Regions from separate parts of the Homo sapiens genome. Here region 2 is linked to region 1. A link is a loop called in an ENCODE intact Hi-C map of the cell type or tissue named here. Cell type or tissue: heart left ventricle. All regions are shown on one strand. Links, peaks and the distances in the headings refer to the core of each region. The heading gives the core; the rest is flanking DNA.

Region 1 (14,593 bases), core at 1,224-9,223:
ATCCAGGCGCCGCCGCTACGGCCCGGCCCCGGCCCGGCCGCGGGACGAGGCTCGGCGCGCTCCGCTCCGCCCGGCTCTGGCTGGGCTCGGGCCGCGGGTGCGCAGGGCGCGCAGGGCGCACAGGGCGAGGGCGGCGGCGGCGCGGGGGTTGGGGCGTGGGCGGCGCGGCGGGCCGGGGCGCGCAGGCCGGGCCGCAGGAGGCGCTCAGCCCGCCCGGTGCACCGGCGCCGCGCGGTCCCAGACAAAGGCGGCGCATTCCTGAAGAGGCGGCGGCCCCTGCAGGCGGCGGAGGGGATGGCGGCCCGGGCCGGAGCCGGCCGGGGACGCGGGCCCGAGGGTGTGGCGGCCTAGGCTGGCCCGGTCCCCAAGCGGGCAAGGGCTTTGTCCCGAGGCCTAGGAATGGCCTCTGCCTGACCCACTCCCTTCCTGGCCTCACGAAACCCATGAATCCCCCGCCCCCTGCACAGAAGCCCCTTGCTGCAGCACGATCGCCCCCATTTTTCAGTAAGAAACAGGCTCAGGGCTTAAGAGAGTTCTGGGGGCCCTCCTGGGCCTTTGTGGCCCTCTCTGCACCATCCTAGAGAAGGGACCTAGGCCTGATGTTACCCGTAACCCTGCAGGGGTCCCCCACCTCTTCCCTTCTGCGGAATGGGGGCTCCAAACCCAGAAGACGCTCTCCGAGGTCACCTGCTTAGTATCCCCCCACTCTACCAAGCCAGCCCCCCACGGGCGGTGTGAGGCATGGGGCCAGAGAATCCAGTGACGCCCCTGCACACACCACACAGGGGTGCAGGTGTCCCTTCTCAATCTTCTGCTCGGGGCACCTACCGGGCCTCACCGATGAGCTCCTAAGTGCATCCCGGGGTCTTCAGACAACTGCCAGGCTGCCCCTGCACCTGGAGAAGTGCTGGGAGTCAGCTCAGCCGGGCTGGGTCCTCCCCAGGCCCACCCTGCATGAGAGGACCATGCAGATGAGGGTCTTGCAGGCCCACCTGGTGTCAGTCTGTAGGACCCTGACTCAAGGACGGAGTGGGCCAGCCTGATGCCTTGATGGCCCCCCTCAGAGCCCAGGTCCACTGATATGAAGCAGAGAGACCTGGTGACTGGGCACCCCTGTGCCCTCTGCCTGCCCCTGGCCATGGAGGTGGCCCTGAGGGAGATGAGCAGGGCGCAGGGCCGGTGACCTGCCTGCCTTGTGCAGAGGAAGTGAGGACCTCCCAGAGCCCTGGTGCTCCCATCTGATCCCAGTGGCAGGCAGCTTCGCAGGGTGGAGCCATGCTGGGTGGGCCCTCTGCCTGGTGTGGAGGCTGCACTGCCCACATGCCTCTGGCTGCCGCTCTGTGGCCCTCATCACTTTGGCCTGCTTTATCCCTATCACCCTTGTCCCAGCCTAGGCTTATGAGGGCATTGTGGAGTGCATGCCATTCCCAGCCACACAGAAGGTGAGGTGGGGCCCAGACACCCCCAGCCACTCTGTCCCCTGGCCTCCTGAAGGGGTGGGCTGTGCACACACTGCCACCTCCCCAGAGGGTGCTGGCTGCCGAGTGCCACCAGCTCAGCCCCTGAGGTGGCTCAACAGGTCCTCCCAGAGCCACACCAAGACGTCATCACCCATTGCACAGATAGGGAACCTCAGGCGAAGCTCACAGAGCCAGTGGGAGGCTGAGGCCTGACCCCCAGACAAGCATTCTTCTCCAGGGTCCCTGCACACAGCAGCCCCCAGGCTAGGAACTGAGCTCTCTCCACAGGGATGTATCAGACCCTAGATGAGTCACGTGGCACTGACCATCAGTCTGAGGACAGCGCTGGGGTGGACCAGGCTCCAGTCTCGGGCTGCTCTGTGCTTGCAGAAAGGCCTTGAGAGGACACTTGCTTGCTTACTCCGCAGGCGTCTCTTCAATTACCAGTGACCCAGAGCAGCCCACTATAGCTGAAGATTGTGACCCCACACCCTATCTCATAGGTTTAAAGCCCCTCCCACCCCTCCTGCCGCAGCCGAAGTGACCATTCTGGGGCATGGGATGGGCATGGGGTGAAATGGGGAGCAGGGGTGGCCCTGGAGGCTTCTGGCACCAGCACCCTCTCCAGCCACCAACCTGGCTGTTCCCGGTTGCTCTGCGCTGGGACCTGGGCCTCCACCTCCCCACAGGTCTCTGCATGGGAGCAGGGCTGAGGCCTGCAGAGGGAGCGCTGGGGGATGGGCTGGTTTCCTGTGTCCGCCACCTCGGTCAGCACGTTGGCCAGCACCCTCCCCACTGGAAGCTGGGCCCACTCCTGGGTGCTAGCTGGGATGGTTAGGCGTCGGCCAGCGCTGATAGGGAGTTATGGGGGTGCAGAGGCAGAGTTGAGCAGGGCTAGGCAGCCGGTGGGTCTGCTACCAGCAAGGCACAGCCCACTTCTCAGGCTGCGCATGTGGGAGGGTTTGGTAAGCCACATTTTTCAGGGTGTAGCCGGGTGAGGGGTAGCATGGGGAGTGGTGTACTCTTTGGGCAGGCGACCACGGAGCCATCACCCCCCAGGGCCCAACGGGCAAGAAGGGGAGCAGCTGACGGCTGGTGAGGGGCTAGCAGGGAGGGCTTGACAAGGGCTGGAGCCCCTGGTCAAGGGGCACAACCAGTTCTATCGGGTCACCTTGTGGGAGGAGCCAGGGACCCTGTGGGCAGAGCCTGGCCGTCTGCTGCCCGGAGTCTACACCAGTCAGTTCCTAGGAAGCCCCATCAGGGGTGCTGGGAGGACAGGCCATCTGTGCCCAGCTGATGCAAGCTCCCAGGCTTTCTGGACACGTGGCCCTGGGGATCAGGAGTGAGCTGGAGACTGCAGACAGCTGTGCCCTCAGGGCCACACAGACCTGTCACACCCTGCCTGGACTGGGTCAGCAGGGCCACACGGGCATCTGCCCGAATCGTTCCCCACCTCACACCCACCATGTGGGGCACATTCTTTGCCAGCTTCCCCAGCCCACCACCCCTCTACAGTGAGGCCAGGGGCTGTCTCACCTCCCACCCACACCCACACCCAAAATGTGGGGCTCAGCCTCCACGACCAGCATGCCGGTCATGAGGGCCCTGCCCAGCTGTGTGACCTCAGCCCAGTCCCTTGGCCTCGCTGAGCTTGCACAGCATGTGGACGAGGCAGACGCTAATGCCTCAGGTCCTGGTCAGCTGGTCACCATCCCTCCTTTGTTCACCTCGCCTGTCCCCTGAGAGGATCATGCAGGGTTTTCACTCAAAACTCCAGGACTGCCCATAGAAGCCAGCTTGAGATGAGGGGAACTTTCGCGGTGGCCTGTCTTGGGCTGACAGGGACACGGTTCAGCCTCCTTGGAAGGTCACTGCTTCCCAGGGCTTGGGAAGACTCATCTCCTGCCTGGAGAGATAGGCGTGCCATGGCTTTCCTTGGCATGCCTGTGCGGTACTCACGGACATCCAGGCCCTCAGTGTCTCCTGGGGAGGGATGGGGCAGCAAGGAAACTGGGTCTTTGCTCCACACATTCTGGGCCACTCCAGGCCAATGCAAGGAGAGACCAAGAAGGAAGCTAGAAGGTCATGTGGCAAGCACATGCCTGCTGCCCAAGTGTGTCAATGTGACTGACCTTCCCTGCACTCTGAGTGGGCGGCTGGGGATGTGGTCCCAGTGCCAGGGAGCTGGGGGGTGTTGGCCTGCCATCTGCTCTCACCATGGAGGGCGGCTGCATGCCCAAGGCCTAAGAGGACTCTGTGCCAGGCCTGCTGAGTGAGTCATCCCATTCAATCCTACAGTGTAGACACTACTACCACTACCCATTTTCCAGACCAGAGAAGGAGGTCTGGGGAGCTTAGGTGGACCCACATCTTGGCAGCCCCTTTCTGCCCTCTCTTTGTCCACAGCCTCCGCCTCCTCCAGAAGCCTCTCACCATCCCCCATCCCCGGGGCTGCAGAGGGTGTCCTGGCCTTCCCCTATCAGCTCTGCACCCCTGAGGACTCCCATCCCTAGGAGTCCCTCTGCCCAACTTTGGTGCATGTTAAGCCATAATTAATCTGCTTCCTCATCTCTTATTCATCAAAGCCACAGCAGCAGCAAAGGGGGCTGGCACAAGGAAGGGACCGACAACCAAACCCTGGCAGTGGCCCCAAGAATCCCACTGGGCCTGCCCATCTCCAAATGCCTCTGACCCTTCACTAGCGAGGGCCTCCTCCCACAGAATGGCATCCTGGATTGTGCCACACTAGGCAGGCCCCCTGACGGACCATGCGCACCTCCCACCACCTGGAGGCTGCTGGGGACCGTCAATGGGACGTATGCATTGCACAGTGATGGCCCTTACCTCTGCGTCCCCCAGCCCTGGACTGGATCCCTTGTGGCCCATCTCCAGGATGGGAGCCTGAACGGAGATGAAAGGACACTCGGCCAAGTGGGACATGCCAGGCTGGCACCTGGACCCTGGTCCGCCACTCTTCCTGGTGCCTAGAGGAAGGGGTGAGTCCCCAGGGCTCCTGGACCTTGAGATGAGCCTCGGGCCACTTGTGTTTGCCAGCAGATGGGCTCAGGGTCTTCTCTCAGTGGGCACAACCGAGTTGGTGGCCTCTCTCTGGGGAGGCCGGCTGGTGGGGGCTGGGGAGTAGGCGGCTTCTGGTCCCTGAAGGCCCAAATCTGGTGCAGGGGCAGAGCTCCGGAAGGCGGGGGTCCCTGGGCTGTGCCCAAGGCATCCGCTGTGGCTTCACGCCCCTCCCCCGCCCCTGCAGGGAGTGTGGATCCTTCTAGAGCCACCCACCTGGCAGTGACAGCTAAATTGGGAGCCGCTGTTCACACCAGGAGCCCAGCGGGCAGTCAAAACCGGGTCGGGGGGGAGGGGCACCCGCTGAAAACACCCACAAGCTCCCAGTGGGGCAGGGAAGGCAGGGAAGGCATGGTGATAGCTGTCAGCAGGAGTGGGTGGGGAGTGGAAGGCAGGGTAGACCGCCAAACCCATCTTGGGGCCATAGTGAGATGGCCCCTGGGATGCTTCGGCTGGCCAGTGCCCAGCCTTGCTCTTGTAGGAGCTCCCTGGGCCCCTGGGTTCCCCACTCTGGGCCACCACAATCCATGCAGCATGCAGGTTTGTTCCGTTTCCCAGATGGAGAGGCTGAGGGCTTACCACAGGGTTCCGTCAAGGACGCAAAAGGGCCAGCCTGACTCTGAGCTCAGTAGCCCCACCCTCCACAGCCTCCCTTGCCGCCTTCATCTGCTCACTTCCTCAGTCACTCAACAAACACTCTGGGAGGCAGACTGTAACACCCTGCATACCTCTGCTGGACCCCCATTCCACATATCCCCACTGGTTACAGGTGGGGAAACTGAGTGCCTGGGAGGCGGGCCTTGGCCTGAGTCCCCCAGTCAGTGATTCCAGGATAAAGGGCATAGCCATGCCATTTGGTCACTTGAAGCCCACAGGGGTGACTGGGAAGAGCCCACCTAGCACCCCACATTCTGCTAGGGTGACTCAGACCAAGTCCTTGGGGCTCTGCCCCCCAGCCAGTGGCTCTGCCTCTGAGAGCCATGGGACAGGGAGCTGTGCAGGGTGGGGCCAGCAGAGCCTGTGCCCCTGCCTGAGCTAGTCGTGATGGGGCCTGCCCTGACCCCTTCCCAGGCTCATGGGTGCGGAGCAGGGCGGGGCCTTACAGTGAGATGGGGGCCTCTGTGGGCAGTCCTGGAGGCCAGGCCCTGGGGCTGGGACTCACTGGCACAGGGCCTAAGTTTCCTCCTGTGTCCGCAGGCCTTATTGCCTGCAAGGGAGGTGGAGGGGCACAGGGGCGGTGCCCAGCGTGAGGAGGGGGCTCTGAGGAGGCTGCAGCAGCCGGCAGGCCTCTGAGACTGGGATATTTTTAGCCAGGATTCCTGCTGACGGTCCAGGCTGGCCGGGGTTTGCTGCCAGCCTTAGAGGCGCTTCTCCTAGTCTGTGTCCGGACATCTGGGGTCTGCTGGCCCCACCCACCCTCTGCTCAATGCCCCCGCCCCACTGGCCCATCCAGCCAGGCGAGGGGCTCCCAGGAGGCCGGCCATGGTGGGAGCAGAGCCTGGGGCCCTCGGGGTGTGGCTGAGAAGAGGCCACATGGGCTGCTGGGGGCTGCCTGTGTCCTGGGTCTCCAGCTCCCAGCTGCCACTCTTAGCCGACCCGCTTAAGGGGCAGGTTTCTGGAGGCTCCGGTTCATGCCCAGGCTCGAGTTCTGAACTGAGCATTCTCAGTCCGCTGCCTGCTGCCTGCTGGAACGGATGGCTCAGCAGAGCGGCCACAGCTTGGCTCCCTCCTGGGCACTCCTGCCTGCCCTTGCCGCTTAGGTGCTCTGGTCATCAGGCCTCTCTGGCTGGCTCTACCAAGGTGCATGTGTGCAGGGCCTGGGCTTGCAGGGCCTTGTGGCTCAGCCAGGACCACCTCCCTTCCCATGGGCAAGTGAGGACATCCAGAAAGAGGGTCCTCTGCCTCGGCCACTCCCTTGGGACACCCCTCCACCCCAAGGCCTCTCGTGGAAACAGAGTCCAGCACTCAGCGTCATGCCTATGCACTCCACCGGCAGGACTGGCTGAGTCCCGAGGAGCCAGGCCCTGGGGCACAGGCCAATCGGATGGAACCCAGATGAAAGCCCAGTGCTGGGACCCACGGCCCATTCTCTGGCCTGGCTGAAGCCTGATGGCTTGTTCCTTGAATGAATCAGGAGGCCCATCCAGAGCAATTGTGAAGTTCACATGAAAGAATGAACGTACGGAGAGAGATGGGCCATGTCGCATCCTGAAACGCCTTATATTCTAAGACCATGATAATTAACACAGACCCTGGACAGTCACACGATGGGAAAGAGTCCAGAAAGAGGCTCAAATGCAAATATGAGAAGAGGCAGGTCAAATCCAAGAGGAGAGATGGAATATTCAACAAATAATCCCACATATACAATCAACACTTGGCCTTAAGACAACGGAATTGACATATGGAGGAAACATTTGGATTCCTACCTCACTCCTTGACGCTAAAACAAGTTCCAAGTGGAACTAAGATTTAAAAAGTAAAAATGAAACCATAAAACTCCTAGAAGAAAGCATGGATGGCAAAAAACCAATCTTGAGTCACTCTAAGAATTATACAAAACCCAGAAGCCATGAAGTAAAAGATGGGTATATTCAACCTCGTGAAAATAAAAGGCAGATGCATGGAGAGAAAAAAACCACCATAAAATGATAACCAACAAAGGGTAAAAACATCGGCAACTCAGTTCACAAAGGGCCGTTTTTGGTTCTCAATACAAATCAGTAAGAAAAAGAGCAACAGCCCAAGAGAAAAATGGGCAAAGGCATGAAAGGAACCTCCCATCACCCCCTGCTGACCTTCACTCAGAGTGAGAAACATGCGGATCTAAGCTGCAGTGAGATGCTGCCCCTCACCCACAGGGATGGCAGCCGCATCAGGCTGGGGGTTCCCTAGGGGGGCTGCTTAGGGGCTCCCACAGGTCTGGCTGTTGGAGGGCAGGGAGAGGCCTGCGGGTCTGGTGGGGCCGGGGTGAGGCACTCACAGATATGTCTAGTGGGGGTGAGGAGGGGGACCGCCTGCAGGTACAGCTGGGGGTGTCAGGTCGCTGGGGATGGGGTGGAAGGAGAGGATACCCATTCAAAACAGGAAATATATATATTTTAAAGTAAAACAGGCTAAGTGCAGTGACTCACACCTGTGATCCCAGCAGAGCGGGGAGAATCCCTTGAGGCTAGAAGTTCGGGACTAGCCTGGGGAACATAGTGAGTCCCAGTCTCTATAAAAATTAAAAAATAAAATTATCTGGCTGTTACGATGCACGCCTGTAGTCTCCGCTACTTGGGAGCTGAGGCGGGAGGATCACGTTAGCCCAGGAGTTCGAGGCTGCAGTGAGCCATGATTGTGCCACTGCACTTCAGCCTGGGCAACAGAGCAAGACCCTCTAGAAAAATAATTAAAAAAAAATAAAAATAAATATAAAATAAAATAAAAACCAGCTGACATCCATCCTCTCCTTGCCACCACTGACATGGCCGTGGGCCGAGTTCTCATGGCCATCCCACCGCGAGTCCCCAAGCGCTCCTGATGCCTGCTCACCCTTCTTGTCTTTGTTAGCGCCCCGTTAGCAGAGGCCTGCTTAACTTGTCTCTGGTCTTGCTTCTCAGGAGCCGTGTCACATTCAACAGTGGCAGCACAGAGGCCCTGCTCAGCCCCAGTCCCTCACCCTAGGCCTCCACTGCCAGATGTGGTCCTGGTGGTCCTGCGGACTCAAGCTGTCCCCCCCTGCCCAACCTTCACAGGCCACCAGCAAGTCCCAGGCCTCCCACAGGCATGGCTCTGGGCAGTATCTTTACCTTCCCAGCCTCAGTTTCCCTGATGGTGAAACAGGGTGAGATCTACTTCCTAGCAGAGAATCCGGGGGAATGGAGGCCGTGGGAGGAAGAGGACTTGAGGAAAGGAGCATTCCTGAGGGGTCCCAGAGCGGGCTGGGGCTGACAGGACTGAGTTTGCAGGGCCTGGGGACATTCCCTGGGGAGGTGCTAAGATGCCGGTCAGCTAGAGCAGCGGGGAGTGATCCAGGATGGCTGCCCGGATGAGGGGCTGGGTCGCTGGTCCCTGAGTGCCAAGGTGGTCTGTCCATGTCTGCAGGAACACACCCACCCTGCTGCCTCCAGGAGGGGTGCTGGACAGGCCTGAGCTCCAGGATCATAGGAGGCAAGAGCCACTCTCACCAAAGAACAGCAAGTGTGCCTCCCCTGCCAGCAATCTGTCCGGTCCAGCCCCTGCCCAGCTATCTGGGGAAAAGGCCACCTTTTCAGTGGAGGCTGAGCTCAGGGCAGGAAGAGGTTGAGAGGGGAGAAATGGAGTGAGAACTGGAAGGTGAGAGGTGTGAGTGAGAGGTAGGGGTGTGAATTGGGGGTGAGATGTGGTAGGTGAGAGCGGCAGGTGAGAGGTAGGGATGAGAGGTGGGGGTGAGAAGTGGAGGTGGGCAGTCATGGTGATAGCTTGTGGGGTGAGAAGTGGAGGGTGAGAATTGGGGTGGGAGTTGGGGTGTCACCTCCCAAACCCTCTCACCCTCAGATTAAGAAGCCCCTCCTATGGGCCCTGGAGGAACAGGCCTTTGACCCACCCCAACCCCACTGGTGTCTTGGGCAGGGAGATCTCGAGGTGGGGGCCTCAGCTCCCCGTAGGACCGTCTAGCCCTGGACCACCTGACCACAGCTACAGTGGGACAAGGCCCCTGTTGCCTGTCTGCTGGGGGCCGAGCGTGGTATGGAGGAGCCAGCAGCCCCCGCCTTCATCACAGAGGAGGAATCCGAGGCCCAGGAGGGTGTCTCTGGCACCCAACACGTGAGACCCTTTGAAAATCCCCCGAGTGTGTGGGGGGCTGGGATGAACATCTGGGGGCGGCAGCAGCAGGTGGCCCACCTGGCCAAACACACTCCTGTGTCCCCTTGTTTTTGGCAATTTCAATGACCAAAATCAGATCCTGGTATGGAGAAAAAGACATCGGTAAGGACGAAGGAAATGTGAACACTGCATGGACGATGGCTGATAATAGTGTGCCGCTATTGGCTCAGCAACTCTAACCTACCAATGCCAGATGCTCACAACGGTGAAACTGGTGTGTGGTAGATGCGATCTCTCTGTACTGTCTTCTCAATTTTTCAGCAAAGATAAAACTGTTCTAAAGTTGAAAAGTTTATTAAAAAAAAAAAAAGAAAAAAGACGGGCTTATTAGCAAAAATCTGAGATAGAACCAAGCAGTAGGGCCCAGCCCACCCCCCGCTCAGGGCGCACCAGCAGTACCCCTCTCTCAGGGACATGGCCAGGCCTGGGCCACTCCGAAGAGCTCTTCCTGGTGCTGGGGGGCCTGGTGGGTTTATTCCACCTGTCAGTCTCACTGCAAAGTGTGGCAGTGGAGTCTGAGTTAGGCTGACTCTTACCCTGCCAAGGACACCCCTGCACTCAGGACCCAGCCCCGGCCCCCTTGCCCTGTGGGCTGGAGGCGACCCTGTGTGCAGATGGCAGATGGAGGGGCATGGTGCTGTTGCTCTCAGGTCAGGGGCAGCAGCCTCAGCCCTGACCAGCCCTCTCCTGCGTGGTTGTGGTTGGGTCTCCTGGTCTCTGGCCTCCTTTCCATTCCAACCTGTAGAAAACAGTGTGGTGGGGGATGCTCGGCCTGCAGATCAGACAGGCCGGGGTCAAAGCCCCGAACTACCACCTGAACTAGTCCTGGCCGAGTGGCGCTGATGCTCTAGGCCGAGGGCCCCCTTGACAGAACAGCCATCATCTAGCTCCGCCGCAGGGTAGGGGAGGTGGCAGTGTGGGCCGCAGCCCTCGGCTGAAGCGGGGGCCAAGCGGGGCTCTGCCTGGTGCAGGGGGTTTCCTCTATGGGGCAGGGGCTCCCAAATTAGCCCTGGTGACATCTGGAGCTCACCTCTGGGGGCTCTGGGGGCTGAGAGAGCAGGCGGGGCCCAGTTCTATCAATCATCTGCCTTGTTCCTGGGGGATCGCGGTCAGTCCCAGCCTCCCCACAAGTCCTGGGGCGGGGCAGGCCTGCTGGAAACCCAAGATGCAGAGAAGAGCGCCAAGCACCTGAGACAGGGCTCTGAGCACGGAAGGCAAGGACGCCTCCCTCAGCCTCAGCTGGGGAGCCAGTGGCCCTGCATGCACTTTCTCCCGTCTGGGGAGCCTGAGCCCTGACCCAGTCCCGAGGCCCATGTGTGCACAAAAGCCCCCTGCTTTCTCACCCAGGACACTGGCGATCAGTGGGTAGGCGAGCCGGAGCCCAGCTGCTGCGCTCCCTTCCCTGCCAGGACCGGGCCAGCTGCATCCTCATGCCTGGGTTTCAGGGCTTCTCGGGGGATGTGATGGCACTGCCTGAGGATGTGGGATCCTTCCACTGAAAAGGGCCACACGGCTGTCCCCAGCACCCTTCCAGAAGGGACAACCCACTCCTGGGAGGTCTTAATGTAGACATCGAGGTCCCCCGAGCTTCCTCCATGGCCTGGCCACTTCACAACCATATTTCTTTATGTTCCACGCGCCTTGCCTGCTCCACGGCCAGGACCAGGGCCACCATCTTTGCAGCCGGTGAAGGGACAGCTGCCGTGGGCTGGGCTGCTGAGGCAGGACAGGGGTCCGGGCCAGGGAGGGGTGGATGGAGGCCAAGGATGGGCCCCTTGGAGACAGCCTTGGGGTGCAGCCGGCTCTGCCACCTCTCCCTGGCTTCCTTCCCTCCAACCTGTGACTCCTGGGAAGTCCCTGATGGGCCAGCCACTTGGGGCCGGGAAGTAACTGTGGTGTGTGGTGGTCACCCTCACCAGAGTTCATGGGGTGGAGCAAGGGGGAAGAATCTCCCCCAAAATCAGGTGTCTTGTTCCCAGGCCCAGCACAGAGACCTGGCCCCCAGACATCTCTGGACATTTGTTAAGAGTGGACAACTGCTTCCATTACACAGGAGAGGAAACCGAGGCTCTAAGGGGTCCCAGACTTGCCTGGCTGCCACAGTGAGCAGGCAACAAATACCAAGTGGCTGCCGCAATGGGGTAGGTGGGAGGCAGTGGCTGAACCAGAAAGTGCTGCTGTCGATTCTGCTGGTTGCATGAGTCTTAGGAGATCATCAAAGGGCAGATTGTGGGGAGATAAAAAGTATGAGTGGGGAACAGGATTGGGGGGAGCAGAAGAGCCTCAAAGACCCTGCGACATTCTCAACGTCTCGATGGTGACTCAGAGATAGCTCCAACCCGCATGGCGGGCAGAGTGCGGAGGGGACGGCTTTGTGGCTGGATTAGTCATCCCGGTGCAGCTCACCCCAAATCCCGGCTTCCAGCCCTGGGCCGTCCATGCTGGGATGGAGGAAGGGCAGCCTCTCCGCAGGGCCACGTCCTGGAGCCTGATAACCTGGCCAGCACACTGTGCAAATGGTGCATGAGACAGGGAGTTGGCTCTGTGTTCCCCACGGTGGCCAAGGGACCAGCTGTGCCTCAGTTTCCCTTATTCTATCAAACTTTGAAGAAGGTCCCGTAAAAGCGCATCTGTTTCCAGGGTAGGGGCCAGAGTCAGCCACCCACACCAGAGTGAGAATTGGTGGGTGCCCTAGCCCTGGCAGGATCTGGCATTTTGCTGGACGGAGAGAGGAGGCAGCACCCACTGGGGCTCGGGCAACCATCCCGGCTACCCCCGCCCCGGCCCGCCAGGAGAGGAGGGAAGCCTTGAAGTGCCAGGCCTTTGAATCGCCCATCTCCATGGCAACGCGTGGGCACAAAGGGCCGGGCCGGCGAGCAGGCGGCGGCTGCGCAAGCTGGAAGGAGGAAGGGAATCTTTTATTTATGGGGAGGGAGAGTCGGGGAGCCAGGCTGCGCCCACGCTCAGGGCCAGGCCGCAGTCTTGAGGCTGGGCCCCCTGCCCCATAGCCAGGGCCTCTGAGCAGCACCTGCCCACACACCCCTGACCCTCCGTGCCTGGCTGGGTGGACGGAGCATGGGCAAATGGAGGGCAGAATGGAGTGAGTGTCCAGCATGCACCCAACCTGGAGATCGGCCCAGAGGGTCCCTGGGAGCCTGCCATCCTCCATACCCCAGTCTCTGTGATGCGGGCACCCGGGCAGATACCATGCTGAGAGCCAGCTGGGCCTGCAGTGAGGAAACGTAGCCCAAAGCAGACTGCAGAGCTGGAACTCAGGTGGGGCTGCTGCCATAGGCTCTGAAGACAGCGCAGGAGACCGGGAGGGGTCACCAGTGCCAAGGCCCTGAGGCAAGCCAGAGCTGGGAGCATCTGAGGATGGGCATTAGCGTGGGGCTCCAGGGTACAGCCGGTCCACTGCAGGCAGCCTGGCCTCCCCAGAGACCCAGCCACGGCTCCTCACCTTGGACAGGGGGCCCTGGGCCTTGGGCATCAAATGACCTGCTTGCCGCGGTGGAGGCTGCCATACCAGGACGCCGGCCCACGGCCTCCAGCGGCCCGTCCCCACCTTCCCAAGCCCCTCCCCTCATGGCTCACACCCTGTTCCCTGAGCCCCCAAACATGGGAAATGGCACCTGTTGTGCCCCAGCGGGGGAATTCTGACCCCAGACCCTGGGGCCAGTGCAGAAACCACCACTGTATCAGATTTTATTTCATCTAAAAAATATCTGAGCCAGATTGAAAGCAGCGGGGAAAGGGTCCCATGGCTGCTTCCCCCAGCCCCACCCTCCACAGGCCCTGGGCCCTCCCAGCCCCCATTTCCTTTCCTTGAGAAAGTCTAAAGTGGGGCAATATTTTGTGAAATTGGAGGCACCACGTTGGAAATTCCAAACCCGTGTGTACGATGAGCTGCACGCGCGTTTTGAACCTGCCCTGGTTTTGAGCTGAGGGAAGCGGAGGGTGCAGGAGTTGCCCACTCCAGAGGCCCTGGGTGTGCATGAGGAGCCCTGAGGCTGGGCCGAGAGCCGCTTGTGGGAGGCACTGTGCCCCCTGCCCCCGAGATCAGGGCCTGGGTGCCCAGGACACTACAGACCTTTTGGGGATCCTGGGGGTTGGGAAGCCTAGAGCTGGAACCCACAGGCCAGAGTCTGAGCTTTCATCCCCCACCCCCGAAGACGCTCCCCCAGCCACTGCCTGCGCATCGGGGGAGACAAGCTCCCCCCACGCCCACCTTGCCTCCAGCAGGGCTGTTCCTCCCCTCATCTGCTGGCATCAGTTTTTTCTTTAACTGAGCCCCATGCTGGGGAAGGGAGAGCTCCAGGGGACCAGGCAGCAGAGAGGGGAGGAGAGAAGCCATCAAACAGGCCGGGGGCTGGGAGGCCATGCACTCAGCATAGAGCCCCACATGGCAGCAGGGGGCTGGATGGCCGGCTTAGAGCCCATTCTCTCCTGGACACTGTTCTGGAATGGCCCCTGGCCCCTCCGTTCCAAAGATGGGACCCTCCGGTCCCCGGGGACCCGGGATGATGTCCCCCAAACCACCTCTCTTCCCAGACTTCATCAATGGCAATGAATGGTGCATCCTGGCTGGGGCCGCCGCCCCTCACTGTGAGACTTCAGCCCAGACGAGCGCCCAGCCCCTCCTGGGGTCTCAGATAGTCAGAAAGAAAGGCTCACGGCTGCCATGCACTTCCACAGGACTTTGTGGTTCCTCCTGCACCCCCGGTGATGCTTTCATCCCTCTCCAGCACCATTCCAGAGGCCAGAAAACCATGATGTTTGGGGTCAAACAGCTGGGAGAGGCAGTTGGAACTCAGGCCAGGCCTGTCTGACTGGACAGTGCAGAGACTGGGACCATGCTCCCCTACAAGTGCTGTCAGTGCACCCTCGATGCCCCCCAGAGCTTGCCATGCCCCGACAGTCCCTTCATGGCCAAAGTGTTCCCTGGCACAGGATACCCTGGGGTGCCATGTCTGCAAGAGCTCACACCCTTCTCTCCCCAGCTGCTGCTAACTGCTGCCAGAGGTGGGAGTGTGGAGGGCTCGGGGCCTCTTCACCCTCCCTGCACCAACTCAGCTCCAGAACATTCCCAGCAGTGAGAAGAGGGTGGCCACTGTGCTGCAGCCCCAAGGGATGGGCAAGGCCATGCCAGCTGGAGTCATCCATGTCCCCTTGGACATGGTGGCCTCATTCAGAGGGCAGCATGGAGG
Region 2 (14,593 bases), core at 3,745-11,744, 1.3 Mb before region 1:
CTGTAGCTGTGGTCAGGTGGTCCAGGGCTAGACGGTCCTATGGGGAGCTGAGGCCCCCACCTCGAGATCTCCCTGCCCAAGACACCAGTGGGGTTGGGGTGGGTCAAAGGCCTGTTCCTCCAGGGCCCATAGCAGGGGCTTCTTAATCTGAGGGTGAGAGGGTTTGGGAGGTGACACCCCAACTCCCACCCCAATTCTCACCCTCCACTTCTCACCCCACAAGCTATCACCATGACTGCCCACCTCCACTTCTCACCCCCACCTCTCACCCCTACCTCTCACCTGCCGCTCTCACCTACCACTTCTCACCCCCAATTCACACCCCTACCTCTCACCTGCCGCTCTCACCTACCACATCTCACCCCCAATTCACACCCCTACCTCTCACTCACACCTCTCACCCACACCTCTCACCTTCCAGCTCACTCCCTCTATTTCTCCCCTCTCAACCTCTTCCTTCTCTGAGCTCAGCCTCCACTGAAAAGGTGGCCTTTTCCCCAGATAGCTGGGCAGGGGCTGGACCGGACAGATTGCTGGCAGGGGAGGCACACTTGCTCTTCTTTGGTGAGAGTGGCTCTTGCCTCCTATGATCCTGGAGCTCAGGCCTGTCCAGCGCCCCTCCTGGAGGCAGCAGGGTGGGTGTGTTCCTGCAGACATGGACAGCCCACCTTGGCACTCAGGGCCCAGCAATCCAGCCCCTCCTCCAGGCAGCCATCCTGGATCACTCCTCGCTGCTTTAGCTGACTGGCATCTCAGCACCTCCCCAGGGAATGTCCCCAGGCCCTGCAAACTCAGTCCTGTCAGCCCCCAGCCCGCTCTGGGACCCCTCAGGAATGCTCCTTTCCTCGAGTCTTCTTCCTCCCACGGCCTCCATTCCCGTGGATTCTCCCTGCTAGGAAGTAGATCTCATCCCGTTTCACCATCAGGGAAACTGAGGCTGGGAAGGTAAAGGTACTGCCCAGAGCCATGCCTGTGGGAGGGCTGGGACTTGCTGGTGGCCTGTGAAGGTTGGGCAGGGGTGGATGGCTGGAGTCCCCAGGACCACCAGGACCACACCTGGCAGTGGAGGCCTAGGGTGAGGGACTGGGGCTGAGCAGGGCCTCTGTGCTGCCACTGTTGAATGTGACACAGCTCCTGAGAAGCAAGACCAGAGACAAGTTAAGCAGGCCTCTGCTAATGGGGCGCTAACAAAGACAAGAAGGGTGAGCAGGCATCAGGAGCGCTTGGGGACTCGCGGTGGGACAGCCATGAGAACTCAGCCCACAGCCATGTCAGTGGTGGCAAGGAGAGGACGGATGTCAGCTGTTTTTTATTTTATTTTATTTTATTTTTTATTATTTTATTTTATTTTGTTTTATTATTTTTCTAGAGGGTCTTGCTCTGTTGCCCAGGCTGAAGTACAGTGGCATGATCAGGGCTCACTCGAACTCCTGGCTAACATGATCCTCCTGCCTCAGCTCCCAAGTAGCGGAGACTACAGGCGTGCACCATAACAGCCAGATAATTTTATTTTTTTAATTTTTGTAGAGACTGGGACTCACTATGTTCCCCAGGCTAGTCCCGAACTTCTAGCCTCAAGGGATTCTCCCTGCTCTGCCTTCCAAAATGCTGGGATCACAGGTGTGAGTCACTACAGTTAGCCTGTTTTATTTTAAAATATATATATTTCCTGTTTTGAATGGGTATCCTCTCCTTCCACCCCATCCCCAGCGACCTGACACCCCCAGCTGTACCTGCAGGCGGTCCCCCTCCTCACCCCCACTAGACGTATCTGTGAGTGCCTCACCCCGGCCCCACCAGACCTGCAGGCCTCTCCCTGCCCTCCAACAGCCAGACCTGTGGGAGCCCCTAAGCAGCCCCCCTAGGGAACCCCCAGCCTGATGCGGCTGCCATCCCTGTGGGTGAGGGGCAGCATCTCACTGCAGCTTAGATCTGCGTGTTTCTCACTCTGAGTGAAGGTCAGCAGCGGGTGATGGGAGGTTCCTTTCATGCCTTTGCCCATTTTTCTCTTGGGCTGTTGCTCTTTTTCTTACTGATTTGTATTGAGAACCAAAAACGGCCCTTTGTGAACTGAGTTGCCGATGTTTTTACCCTTTGTTGGTTATCATTTTATGGTGGTTTTTTTCTCTCCATGCATCTGCCTTTTATTTTCACGAGGTTGAATATACCCATCTTTTACTTTATGGCTTCTGGGTTTTGTATAATTCTTAGAGTGACTAAAGATTGGTTTTTTGCCATCCATGCTTTCTTCTAGGAGTTTTATGGTTTCATTTTTACTTTTTAAATCTTAGTTCCACTTGGAACTTGTTTTAGCGTCAAGGAGTGAGGTAGGAATCCAAATGTTTCCTCCATATGTCAATTCCGTTGTCTTAAGGCCAAGTGTTGATTGTATATGTGGGATTATTTGTTGAATATTCCATCTCTCCTCTTGGATTTGACCTGCCTCTTCTCATATTTGCATTTGAGCCTCTTTCTGGACTCTTTCCCATCGTGTGACTGTCCAGGGTCTGTGTTAATTATCATGGTCTTAGAATATAAGGCGTTTCAGGATGTGACATGGCCCATCTCTCTCCGTATGCTCCTTCTTTCATGTGAACTTCACAATTGCTCTGGATGGGCCTCCTGATTCATTCAAGGAACAAGCCGTCAGGCTTCAGCCAGGCCAGAGAATGGGCCGTGGGTCCCAGCACTGGGCTTTCATCTGGGTTCCATCCCATTGGCCTGTGCCCCAGGGCCTGGCTCCTCGGGACTCAGCCAGTCCTGCCGGTGGAGTGCGCAGGCGTGACGCTGAGTGCTGGACTCTGTTTCCACGCGAGGCCTTGGGGTGGAGGGGTGTCTCAAGGGAGTGGCCAAGGCAGAGGACCCTCTTTCTGGATGTCCTCACTTGCCCATGGGAAGGGAGGTGGTCCTGGCTGAGCCACAAGGCCCTGCAGGCCCAGGCCCTGCACACATGCACCTTGGCAGAGCCAGCCAGAGAGGCCTGATGACCAGAGCACCCAAGCGGCAAGGGCAGGCAGGAGTGCCCAGGAGGGAGCCAAGCTGTGGCCGCTCTGCTGAGCCATCCGTTCCAGCAGGCAGCAGGCAGCGGACTGAGAATGCTCAGTTCAGAACTCGAGCCTGGGCATGAACCGGAGCCTCCAGAAACCTGCCCCTTAAGCGGGCCGGCTAAGAGTGGCAGCTGGGAGCTGGAGACCCAGGACACAGGCAGCCCCCAGCAGCCCATGTGGCCTCTTCTCAGCCACACCCCGAGGGCCCCGGGCTCTGCTCCCACCATGGCCGGCCTCCTGGGAGCCCCTCGCCTGGCTGGATGGGCCAGTGAGGCGGTGGCATTGAGCAGAGGGTGGTGGGGCCGGCAGACCCCAGATGTCCTGACACAGGCTAGGAGAAGCGCCTCCAAGGCTGGCAGCAAACCCCAGCCAGCCTATATAGTCAGCAGGAATCCTGGCTAAAAATACCCCAGTCTCAGAGGCCCACCAGCTGCTGCAGTCTCAGAACCCCCTCCTCACGCTGGGCACTGCCCATGTGCCCCTCCACCTCCCTTGCAGGCAATAAGGCCTGCGGACACAGGAGGAAACTCAGGCCCTGTGCCAGCAAGTCCTAGCCCCAGGGCCTGGCCTCCAGGACTGCCCACAGAGGCCCCCATCTTACTGCAAGGCCAGGGCTGGCCCCGCCCTGCTCTGCACCCGTGAGCCTGGGCAGGGGTCAGGGCAGGCCCCATCAGGACCAGCTCGGGCAGGGGCGCAGGCTCTGCTGGCCCCACCCTGCACAGCTCCCTGTCCCATGGCTCTCAGAGGCAGAGCCACTGGCTGGGGGGCAGAGCCCCAAGGACTTGGTCTGAGTCACCATGGCAGAATGTGGGGTGCTAGGTGGGCTCTTCCCAGTCACCCCTGTGGGCTTCAAGTGACCACACGGCATGGCTATGCCCTTTATCCTGGAATCACTGGCTGGGGAACTCAGGCCAAGGCCCACCTCCCCGGGGCTCAGTTTCCCCACCTGTACCCAGTGGGGATATGTGGAATAGGGGTCCAGTAAAGGTATACGGGGTGTTACAGCTTGCCTCTCAGAGTGTTTGTTGAGTGACTAAATGAATGAGGAAGTGAGCAGATGAAGGCAGTGAGGGAGGCTGTGAAGGGTGGGACCACTGCGCTCAGAGCAAGCCCTCAGCCTCTCCATCTGGGAAACGGAACAAACCTGCATGCCGCATGGATCATGGTGGCCCAGAGTGGGGTGCCCAGGGACCCAGGGAGCTCCTACAAGAGCAAGGCTGGGCACTAGCCAGCCAAGGCATCCTAGGGACCATCTCACTGTGGCCCCAAGGTGGGTTTGGCGGTCCACCCTGCCTTCCACTCCCCACCCACTCCTGCTGACAGCTATCGCCATGCCTTCCCTGCCTTCCCTGCTCCACTGGGAGCTCGTGGGTGCTTTCAACAGGTGCCCCTCCCCCCCAACCCAGGTTTGACTGCCTGCTGGGCTCCTGGTGTTAACAGCAGCTCCCAATTTAGCTGTCACTGCCAGGTGGGTGGCTCTAGAAGGATCCGTACTCCCTGCAGGGGTGGGGGAGGGGCGTGAAGCCACAGCGGATGCCTTGGGCACAGCCCAGGGACCCCCACCTTCCGGAGCTCTGCCCCTGCACCAGATTTGTGCCTACAGGGACCAGAAGCCTCCTACTCCCCAGCCCCACCCAGCCGGCCTCCCCAGAGAGAGGCCACCAAGTTGGTTGTGCCCACTGAGAGAAGACCCTGAGCCCATCTGCTGGCGAACACAAGTGGCCCGAGCTCATCTCAAGGTCCAGGAACCCTGGGGACTCACCCCTTCCTCTGGGCACCAGGAAGAGTGGTGGACCAGGGGTCCAGGTGCCAGCCTGGCATGTCCCACTTGGTCGAGTGTCCTTTCATCTCTGTTCAGGTTCCCATCCTGGAGATGGGCCACAAGGGATCCAGTCCAGGGCTGGGGGAGGCAGCCCTGTGGGAGGAGGCCCTTGCTAGTGAAGGGTCAGAGGCATTTGGAGATGGGCAGGCCCAGTGGGATTCTTGGGGCCACTGCCAGGATTTGGTTGTCGGTCCCTTCCTTGTGCCAGCCCCCTTTGCTGCTGCGTGTGGCTTTGATGAATAAGAGATGAGGAAGCATATTAATTATGGCTTAACATGCACCAAAGTTGGGCAGAGGGACTCCTAGGGATGGGAGTCCTCAGGGGTGCAGAACTGATGGGGGAAGACCAGGACACCCTCTGCAGCCCTGGGGATGGGGGATGGTGAGAGGCTTCTGGAGGAGGCAGAGGCTGTGGGCAAAGAGAGGGCTGAGAGAGGCTGCCAAGACGTGGGTCCACCTAAGCTCCCCAGACCTCCTTCTCTGGTCTGGAAAATGGGTGGTGGTAGTAGTGTCTACACTGCAGGACTGAATGGGATGACTCACTCAGCAGGCCTGGCACAGAGTCCTCTCGGGCCTTGGGCATGCAGCCACCCTCTGTGGTGAGAGCAGATGGCAGGCTGACGCCCCCCAGCTCCCTGGCACCGGGACCACATCCCTAGCCGCCCACTCAGAGTGCAGGGAAGGGTTGGTCACATTGACACGCTTGGGCAGCAGGCATGTGCTTGCCGCATGACCTTCTAGCTTCCTTCCTGGTCTCTCCTTGCATTGGCCTGGAGTGGCCCAGAATGTGTGGAGCAAAGACCCAATTTCCTTGCTGCCCATCCCTCCCCAGGAGACACCGAGGGCCTGGATGTCCGTGAGAACCGCACAGGCATGCCAAGGAAAGCCATGGCACGCCTATCTCTCCAGGCGGGAGATGAGCCTCCCGAAGCCCTGGGAAGAAGGGACCTTCCAAGGAGGCTGAACCGTGTCCCTGTCAGCCCAAGACGGGCCACTGCGAAAGGTCCCCTCATCTCAAGCTGGCTTCTATGGGCAGGCATGGAGTTTTGAGTGAAAACCCTGCATGATCCTCTCAGGGGACAGGAGGGGTGAACAAAGGAGGGACAGTGACCAGCTGACCAGGCCCTGAGGCATTAGCGTCTGCCTCGTCCACATGCTGTGCAAGCTCAGCGAGGCCAAGGGGCTGGGCCGAGGTCACACAGCTGGGCAGGGCCCTCATGACCGGCATGCTGGTCGTGGAGGCCGAGCCCCAGGTTGGGGGTGGGGGTGGGAGGTGAGGCAGCCCCTGGCCTCACTGGAGGGGGGTGGTGGGCTGGGGAAGCTGGCAAAGGATGTGCCCTACATGGTGGGTGTGAGGTGGGGAACGATTCGGGCAGATGCCCGTGTGGCCCTGCTGACCCAGTCCAGGCAGGGTGTGACAGGTCTGCCCAGCCCTGAGGTCACAGCTGTCTGCAGTCTCCAGCTCACTCCTGATCCCCAGGGCCACGTGTCCAGAAAGCCTGGGAGCTTGCATCAGCTGGGCACAGATGGCCTGTCCTCCCAGCACCCCTGCTGGGGCTTCCTAGGAACTGACTGGTGTAGACTCCGGGCAGCAGACGGCCAGGCTCTGCCCACAGGGTCCCTGGCTCCTCCCATGAGGTGACCCGATAGAACTGGCTGTGCCCCTTGACCAGGGGCTCCAGCCCTTGTCAAGCCCTCCCTGCTAGCCCCTCACCAGCCGTCAGCTGCCCTCCCTCCCTTGCCCGTTGGGCCCTGGGGGGGTGATGGCTCCGCGGTCGCCTGCCCAGAGAGTACACCACTCCCCATGCTGCCCCCCGACCTGGCTACACCCTGAAAAATGTGGCTTACCAAACCCTCCCACATGCACAGCCTGAGAAGCGGGCTGTGCCTTGCTGGTAGCAGACCGACCGGCTGCCTAGCCCTGCTCAACTCTGCCTCTGCACCCCCATAACTCCCTATCAGCGCTGGCCCACACCTAATCGTTCCAGCTAGCACCCAGGAGTGGGCTCAGCTTCCAGTGGGGAGGGCGCTGGCCAAGGTGCTGACCGAGGTGGCGGACACAGGAAACCAGCCGGTCCCCCAGCGCTCCCTCTGTGGGCCTTGGGCCTGCTCCCACTGCACAGACAGGTGGGGAGGTGGAGGCCCAGGTCCCAGCCCAGAGCAGCTGGGAACAGCCGGACTTGATGGCTGGAGAGGGCTGTGGTGCCAGAAGCCTCCAGGTTAGCCCTGGCTCCCCATTTCCCCCCATGCCCATCCCATGCCCCAGAATGGTCACTTTGGCTGCTGCAGGAGGGGTGGGAGGGGCTTTAAACCTATGAGATAGGGTGTGGGGTCACAATCTTCAATTGTAGTGGGCCGCTCTGGGTCACTGGTAATTGAAGAGACGCCTGCATAGTAAGCACGCAAGTGTCCTCTCAAGCCCTCTCTGCAAGCACAGAGCAGCCCGAGACTGGAGCCTGGTCCACCCCAGCGCTGTCCTCAGACTGATGGTCAGTGCCTCATGACTCATCTAGGGTCTGATACATCCCTGTGGTGAGAGCTCAGTTCCTAGTCTAGGGGCTGCTGCGTGCAGGGACCCTGGAGGAAGAATGCTTGTTTAGGGGTCAGGCCTCAGCCTCCCACTGGCTCTGTCAGCTTCGCCTGAGGTTCCCCATCTGTGCAATGGGTGATGACATCTTGGTGTGGCTCTGGGAGGACCTGTTGAGCCACCTCAGGGGCTGAGCTGGTGGCACTCGGCAGCCAGCACCCTCTGGGGAGGTGGCAGTGTGTGCACAGCCCACCCCTTCAGGAGGCCAGGGGACAGAGTGGCTGGGGGTGTCTGGGCCCCACCTCACCTTCTGTGTGGCTGGGAATGGCATGCACTCCACAATGCCCTCATAAGCCTAGGCTGGGACAAGGGTGATAGGGATAAAGCAGGCCAAGGTGATGAGGGCCACAGAGCGGCAGCCAGAGGCATGTGGGCAGTGCAGCCTCCACACCAGGCAGAGGGCCCGGCCAGCATGGCTCCACCCTGGGAAGCTGCCTGCCACTGGGATCAGATGGGAGCACCAGGGCTCTGGGAGGTCCTCACTTCCTCTGGACAAGGCAGGCAGGTCACCAGCCCTGTGCCCTGCTCATCTCCCTCAGGGCCACCTCCATGGCCAGGGGCAGGCAGAGAGCACAGGGCTGCCCAGTCACCAGGTCTCTCTGCTTCATATCAGTGGACCTGGGCTCTGAGGGGAGCCATCAAGACCTCAGGCTGGCCCACTCCGTCCTTGAGTCAGGGTCCTACAGACTGACACCAGGTTGGCCTGCAAGACCCTGGTCCTGTCATGCAGGGTGGGCCTGGGGAGGACCCAGCCCAGCTGAGCTGACTCCCAGCACTCCTCCAGGTGCAGGGACAGCCTGGCAGTTGTCTGAAGACCCCGGGATGGGCTTAGGAGCTCATCATCATCGGATGCCCCCCGAGCAGAAGACGGAGAAGGAACACCCCCACCCTGTGTGGTGTGTGTAGGGGTGTCACTGGGTTCTCTGGCTCCATGACGCCCCCCCGGCCCCGCTGGGGGCTGGCTTAGTAGAGTGGGGGATGATACTAAGCAGGCGGCCTCGGAGAGCGTCTTCTGGGTTTGGAGGCCACATTCCGCAGGAAGGAAGAGGTGGGGGACCCCTGCAGGGTTATGGGTAACATCAGGCCTGGGTCCCCTCCCTGGGGTGGTGCAGAGAGGGCCACAAAGGCCCAAGAGGGCCCCCAGAACGCTCTTAAGCCTTGAGCCTGTTTCTTACTGAAAAATGGGGGCGATCGTGCTCCAGCAAGGGGCTTCTGTGCAGGGGGCGGGGGGGGGCGGGGGGTTCATGGGTTTCGTGAGGCCAGGAAGCGAGTGGGTCGCGCAGAGGCCATCCCCAGGCCTCAATGGCCCCAGCCGCCATCCCCTCCGCCGCCTGCAGGGCCGCCGCCTCTTCAGGAATGCGCGGCTTTGTCTAGGGCCGGGTGGGCTGAGCACCTCCTGCTGCCCGGCCTACGCTCCCCGGCCAGCCGCGCCGCTCACGCCCCAACTTGGGCCCGCGCCCCCCAGCCCCCGCCCAGGCCCGCGCCCCCCAGCCCCCGCCCAGGCAGGCGCCTGCGCCCAGGTGAGGGCCCCGCCCGCCGCCGCCTCCCGCGCCCTGCGCGCCCGCGGCCCGAGCCCCGCCCGAGCCGGGCGGAGCGGAGCGCGCGGAGCCTAGACCCGCTGCCGGGCCGGGGCTGGGCCGGAGCGGCGGCGCCTGGATGCCGGCCCGGGGCTGGGCCGGAGACTGGCGCCCGCCCCGAAGCGACTTTCGGTCCCCGACCCGCTCCGCCTGACCCCTATGATGAAGAGGGCGTCCACTGGAGGTGAGTGTCCACGCGGCGCCAGAGCCCAGCAGGCGGCGGGGCGCAGAGCGGGGTGGTTCGCCCCTCCTCGGAGCCGCAGGGCCCGTCCAGGGCTTCCAAGGCTGGGGAAGCGTAGCCGGGCGGCCGGGAGGGCCACCGCAGTGCCGCGCCAGGCTGGGGCCAAGGGCGCCCCGGCCCCGGGAGGGCGGAGCCGGAGGCAGCAGGAAAAGTTGCCGCTTCCCGGGTAAGTTGACGGCGATGGCGGGGCCGGGGGTGGCGGCCCGGGGGTCCCCGAGGCTGGGCCAGGTCCGGGGTGGGGGCCGCGGGCTGGAAGGACGGGGTCCGGCCTCGGCGCCGCGGCCACGAAGGGGTTAATGAGCGGGTTTTTTTGCAGAAACGCGGGTACCGAGAGTAGGTGGAGGTATCGGGCCGCCTCCGCCCCCGCCTCGCGGACTGGGCTCAGAACCTCCCGTTTTTCTGAGGTCAGGCCTCAGGGGGATCAATGGGGGCGTTGGCGGCAGTAGAGGGCGTGGGGGACAAGGTTGTCCCAACGCTGCCTCCAGGGCGGGCGGTGAGAGGAGGCAGCAATGCCCAGACATCCGCAGCCCGAGGGACATTGAGAGGCTTGGCTGGGGGAATCAGGGGTGGTGGGGCAATCAGCATCCCCTCCCTGGCAGCCTTCGTGAGACTCCCCCGCCCCACTGGGTGTGAGGTCCCGCAGTGGGGGGCAAGGGAGGGTGGGCTCCATGTGAGTTGGGCATGCCCTGCCTGGAGGGTGCTCCCCAGGTGCCCACCCAGGCTGCCCTGCTGATGTCCATGGTGTCGCAGGCTGCACACACGTTTCCTTGCACGTGCACATGTCTACACGGACTGCACACTTGCACACCTCTGGTGCACATGCGTGCCAGCGCCACCCCAGTGTACACATGCACGAACACTGGGTGCACACACGGACTCTGAGGGTGCATATCTGTGTCCTCGCCCCCGCTTGCACGCCCACGGCCACACATGCATGTACGCGACATGCCTGCTGTGGTCTCCACGGGTGGCACATGCTGGGGCCCCTTTCACAATACCCACTCCCGCACCCACATGCTCGTCTGTTGAGTGGGGAGGCCAGGCCCACAGACAGGGGCAAGACATCCTGGGCCCCACCTCTGCCTGCCTGCCTCCGTGTCCTGGGGGTCCCCGCCTCGGGCGTGTGTGCGTGTGTGTAACTTGGTATGCATCTGCACGTGTGTCTGTGCGCGTGATCATGTGTGCCTGCGAGCACATAGGCATATGTCTCTTTGCCTCCAGGGTGTGGGTGCCCCTTGTGTGCCTAGACAGGCTGTGGCCTAATCTGGAGCAGAGGCCCTGGAATGTGTGTTGGGGGCTCATTGAATGCCCCCAGCCCAGGGTGTGAGGGGCAGGGTCTCCCAGCCACTCCGCACCCACCAGGGCTGAGGCAGTGATAGATGATGGTGGGCTGGAACCTGTCTGGTCAGGGAAGACCCATTTCAGGCCATGAGGTCAACACTGTGACCAACAGGCCAGACCCTGGGCACCCTTGGTGGCCGCTGCAGCTTGGCTGACTGGAGCACGTGACCCAGCGTGACTGCAGAGGCCCCGCCTCCAGTACCTCAGTTTCTCCATGGTGAGGACCTTCTTGGTGAGGGGTTCCGTGGTGGGCTCCCCTACCTCCGGTGTTGTGTAGGGTGCTGAGCAGATGGATGCCATGCTGCATGATGGGCAAGGGTGGCCCACTAGCACTGTGGCAAGGGCCCTGGGCTGGGGCTTCAATTGGCAGGCCACACCTCCTGCTCCCCTGGCCACCACCAGAGGCTCATCTATAGAGTGGGGACCAGCAGGTTATCCTTGTAGGTTGTGTGAGGGTGAAACATACTAGCAGAGGGGCAGCTGAAGCAGTGGGGCTGGCCAGTCTCTTTTTCTAAGCCTCAGTCTTCCCATCTATAAAGGGGGTACTGTTCCCTGTTCTTCTCTACTGAGGTGAGGAGGAAGTGAGCTCCCATGCCGGGGGTGGGAATGGGTGGCCATCAGCACCTAGACCCCACCTGGCAGAGGGGCACGTGCAGGGCCTGCCGTGGCAGAACCGTGACCTGGATTTGGGTCCTGGCTCAGCCACCTGCTGGCAGTGTGACCTTGGGTGTGACAGGTCACCTCTCTGCCTCAGTCTTCCTCACCTGCACCATGGGCCAGTGGTCAGGGATTATCGGGGCACTTCCAGGCTGAGGCTGGGCGGAATTGGCCCGGCTTTCCCTGTGGAGTTCCGACTCTGGTGCTTCTGCCTCAGAATGCCCAGAACACCTCCCCACACCCCAACTCAGCAGAGTCCTCCTGGGACCTTTGCATGGCCAGCTGGCCCCTCACCCCATCCATTTGCAGAAGGGACAATAAAAGCCCCTAGTCAGGCAACTCAGGCCACAGGTGAGTGGAGAGGGGACAGGGCAGGGATGCTGCCCAGCTTGGGAGACCCTCCCATAGTACCTTCACTCCCTCCCTGCCCTCCCCCTGTTCCTCACCTGGGGGTCTGTGGAACCCCTGAGCCTCAGTTTCCCTGTGCCAGGGTCCTTCCACTGGGACTGGCAGAAACGTAGGTTTGCATGGAGTGAGAAGCAGGGGAGAGGTTGAGGGAGGGCCTGGCCCAGCAGGTCTCTGAAAGCCAGAGGGCTTGTGGAGGGTCTATGGAGGACACCCCCACAGGGGCTGGGGCCCTGGAAGGTGGGGGAAGGTCCTGTTGTCCTGGGAGGCTGGGGACTGGCCCACAGCCTGTGGAGGGGCTGGGGTTTGTTTGCTGTTGCTGTGAGTGACAGGCAGGCTGTGAGGGCCAGGGCATGTGGGACCGTGCCCTCCGCCTCCCTCTGCCCAAGGACAGTGCAGCCTTGTAGCACTGCCCTCTCCTCGTCCCTGCCCCAGCCTTGAATTCATGCTTTGTGGCACGGACGGCCCTGTGCAGCCGGTGCAACACCAGGAGGGTCCAGCTGGTGAGGACAGGACGGGTGGGAGGCAGAGGAGCCCTCCTGCTGTCCTGGGCCTGTGGCCCGGAACCTCTCACCGGGAGCCTTGGTCTGTGCACCTGGGAAAGGGGTCAAGAACAGGAAGCATACGGGGAGTTTCAGGATGACCTGGAAATGAACAAATGCATGTGTGAGCCAGGCGCCCTGCCCGGCCCTGGCACAGGGTTAGTGAGGGCTCCCGACGCTTGGCTACTGTCTGATCAATGAGGTTCATGCCGTCCCGCCCCCATTCTGGCAAGCCTGACCTCTGATCCCCAGGCTGGCCTGCCTGACCCTCTGCAGCCACCCAGGGCCTGGGCTTTGGGGTCTGCAGGAGCCGGCCTGGCTGCCTGCTGCCTCTGCAGCTGTGCAGATGCCCTCTCGGGGCCCTCTCTGCACCCCTCAGTGTCCCTGCTCTGCAGCCTGGCTGCACCCAGGCCAAGGTCACAGGCACCCTCCTCGAAGCCAGATCCCAGATGCTGCATTTGCCCCAACTGTCCGTTCACTTTCTCATTTGTTCATTCATTTGCTTGTTCGTTCCTAGCCTGTCAGATTCTCTTCTGAGCCAGGCAAATCAAGGGGTGCAATCCTTGGCATCGTGCATCTCTAGGATTAAATGCTTTAAAGGATAGGAGGTAACAGAGTGGCCCCGGGGAAGCCCGATCGGAGTGGCGGGCATGCTACCCCACCCTGCAAATCTCCCTGCACTGTCCCTGGGGCCCAGCTGGGTTCCCCACACCAGTTGTTCTGTGCTGCCGTTTCTTCTTTTATCGCTGTATTTTAAACACTTTGCACATCGGGAACTATTCTTGTGCATCGTGGGTTTTCTGGTGTGTGTGGAATCCCTTCCTGAGAATGCACCATCATTTATTTATCCAAACCTGCACCGGCCTCCTGCACTGCCTGCAGCCGTGGAGCTGGGCACCGGGAGATGCAGCTCTGCACACCCACCCCACCATGTCCTCAGCTGGCACCCACCAGGTCTAGGGGCTGGTCACGTGCCTCTCCCCTGATGCTTGAGCTGATTTCAGGGGACTCGGCAGCAGGGCCAGATCCCGCCCCTCCTAGCCAGCTGAGGCCTTTGACAACCGTGGGCTGGCCGGGTGGGTGATGGTGAGTGAGTAGAGTCTGGGCATCCATTTGTGCAGTGGGTGCCTTGGGGCCGCCTCTCCTCTCCCTCTTTCACACAGCCTCTGGTCTTGCCCGCTATGGCCTGCGGGGCCTCTTCTGCGGGGCAGCAGGGCAGCGGGGCATGGGGTAATGCTGACACTGTTCTGCAGCTGTGTCCTGTCCAATGGAGGCAACCCACGGCAGCCAGACCAGGAGGTGGAGAAGAAAGGCAGGGCTGTTGGCACACCTCGAGAGTGGCCTTAGGAGAGGCTGAGTGGGCACAGGCCAGGGTCCCCATGTAGTTCTACACAGGCCTGGCAGGCGGTAAGCCCCATTCAGGGCCCTGGCACATGGAGCCGGGCTGATCTGGGAGTGAAGTGTCAGGTGCTGACCCAGCCTCACTCAGAGCAGCCTGCCCTGGGCCCCCGGGTGCCTCTTGGCTCTCCAGTCGGCACCCTGGCATTCTTAGCTGGCTGTCACGGGTCACGGTCCATGGAGTTGAAATTCTTTGGAATGTTGGGGGTATCACATAAGGGCTTTGTGGTCAAATGTGGGACCTGCTGGAATAAATGGTGCTGATGGTGCTCCTTTCCCGCAGGGCATCTTGGGCTCTGTTTTGGAGAGGGGTGGGCAGCACCTTCTCTGAGAGGCACCCCTATGCGATGTACCTCAGGGCCTGGTGTGCCCAGGAACCTGTTTTGGGAAACAGTGGTTGAAGTGCCTCGGAGGACCAGAGGAGACCTGTGGGCCTCCAGCAAGTGCCCCAGGATGGGTAGACCCTGCCACACAAACCCCGCACCCACGGGGCGCCCAGTGGGTGGAGGGACCACTGCTTCCCCCAGCAGTTTGAGGCGATGTGCAAATTTAACCTTTGGATTTATGACTCAATTTCTTTGTAGCAAATGTCACGGGAAATGTCAGGCCAAGGCTGAGGCTGGGTGAGGGGCCCGTCGAGGAAGCGGGTAGGGCTAGGCAGGCTAGAGTACCGAGGAGGGGCTCAGGCCAGGGTGGGCTTCAGGCCCCTCACCTCCTCCTGGGAGCCTTCCTGGATTGTCCCTTGCTTGCCTGGATCCCCGGCACTGTGTCCTCAATTTGTCCCAGCTATCACAACCTTGTTGAGATGTTGCCTTTATTTGCCTTCTACCAGGGCCCAGATGAGGCCAGCTCGGGGACATGCCAGAAGTCCCCCATTCCCCAAGGCTGGGCAGCCATGGGATCAGCTTGTGCAGTGCCGGCTTGCTGTATGACCTTGGGCAGCTCCACCCTTCCTGGTCACCGTAGGCCTCTCTGC

Evidence for each region. Peaks named below come from ENCODE experiments on the same cell type or tissue, not always from the same donor. Only the 100,000 strongest peaks of a DNase experiment are listed, where the experiment ranks them.
Region 2: a loop joins it to region 1, with 26 times the contacts of the local background. A loop is called at or near these places in 4 of 110 quality-filtered maps.

The regions. Positions count from the first base shown.
Region 1 is chr22:20,268,171-20,282,763 of GRCh38, forward strand. RTN4R (reticulon 4 receptor) reads right to left here and starts at 148. Exons shown (of 2, transcript NM_023004.6): 1 at 1-148. RefSeq lists silencers at 1-51, 142-301, 352-411 and enhancers at 6,494-6,994, 14,022-14,593. In heart left ventricle, for the core only: no CTCF peak of the experiment used is centred there; no DNase peak of the experiment used is centred there.
Region 2 is chr22:18,961,442-18,976,034 of GRCh38, forward strand. DGCR5 (DiGeorge syndrome critical region gene 5) reads left to right here and starts at 9,027. Exons shown (of 6, transcript NR_110533.2): 1 at 9,027-9,217. RefSeq lists an enhancer at 8,108-8,939. In heart left ventricle, for the core only: no CTCF peak of the experiment used is centred there; DNase peaks (open chromatin) are centred at 6,490 and 6,910; H3K4me3 peaks cover 669 bases; H3K27me3 peaks cover 2,836 bases.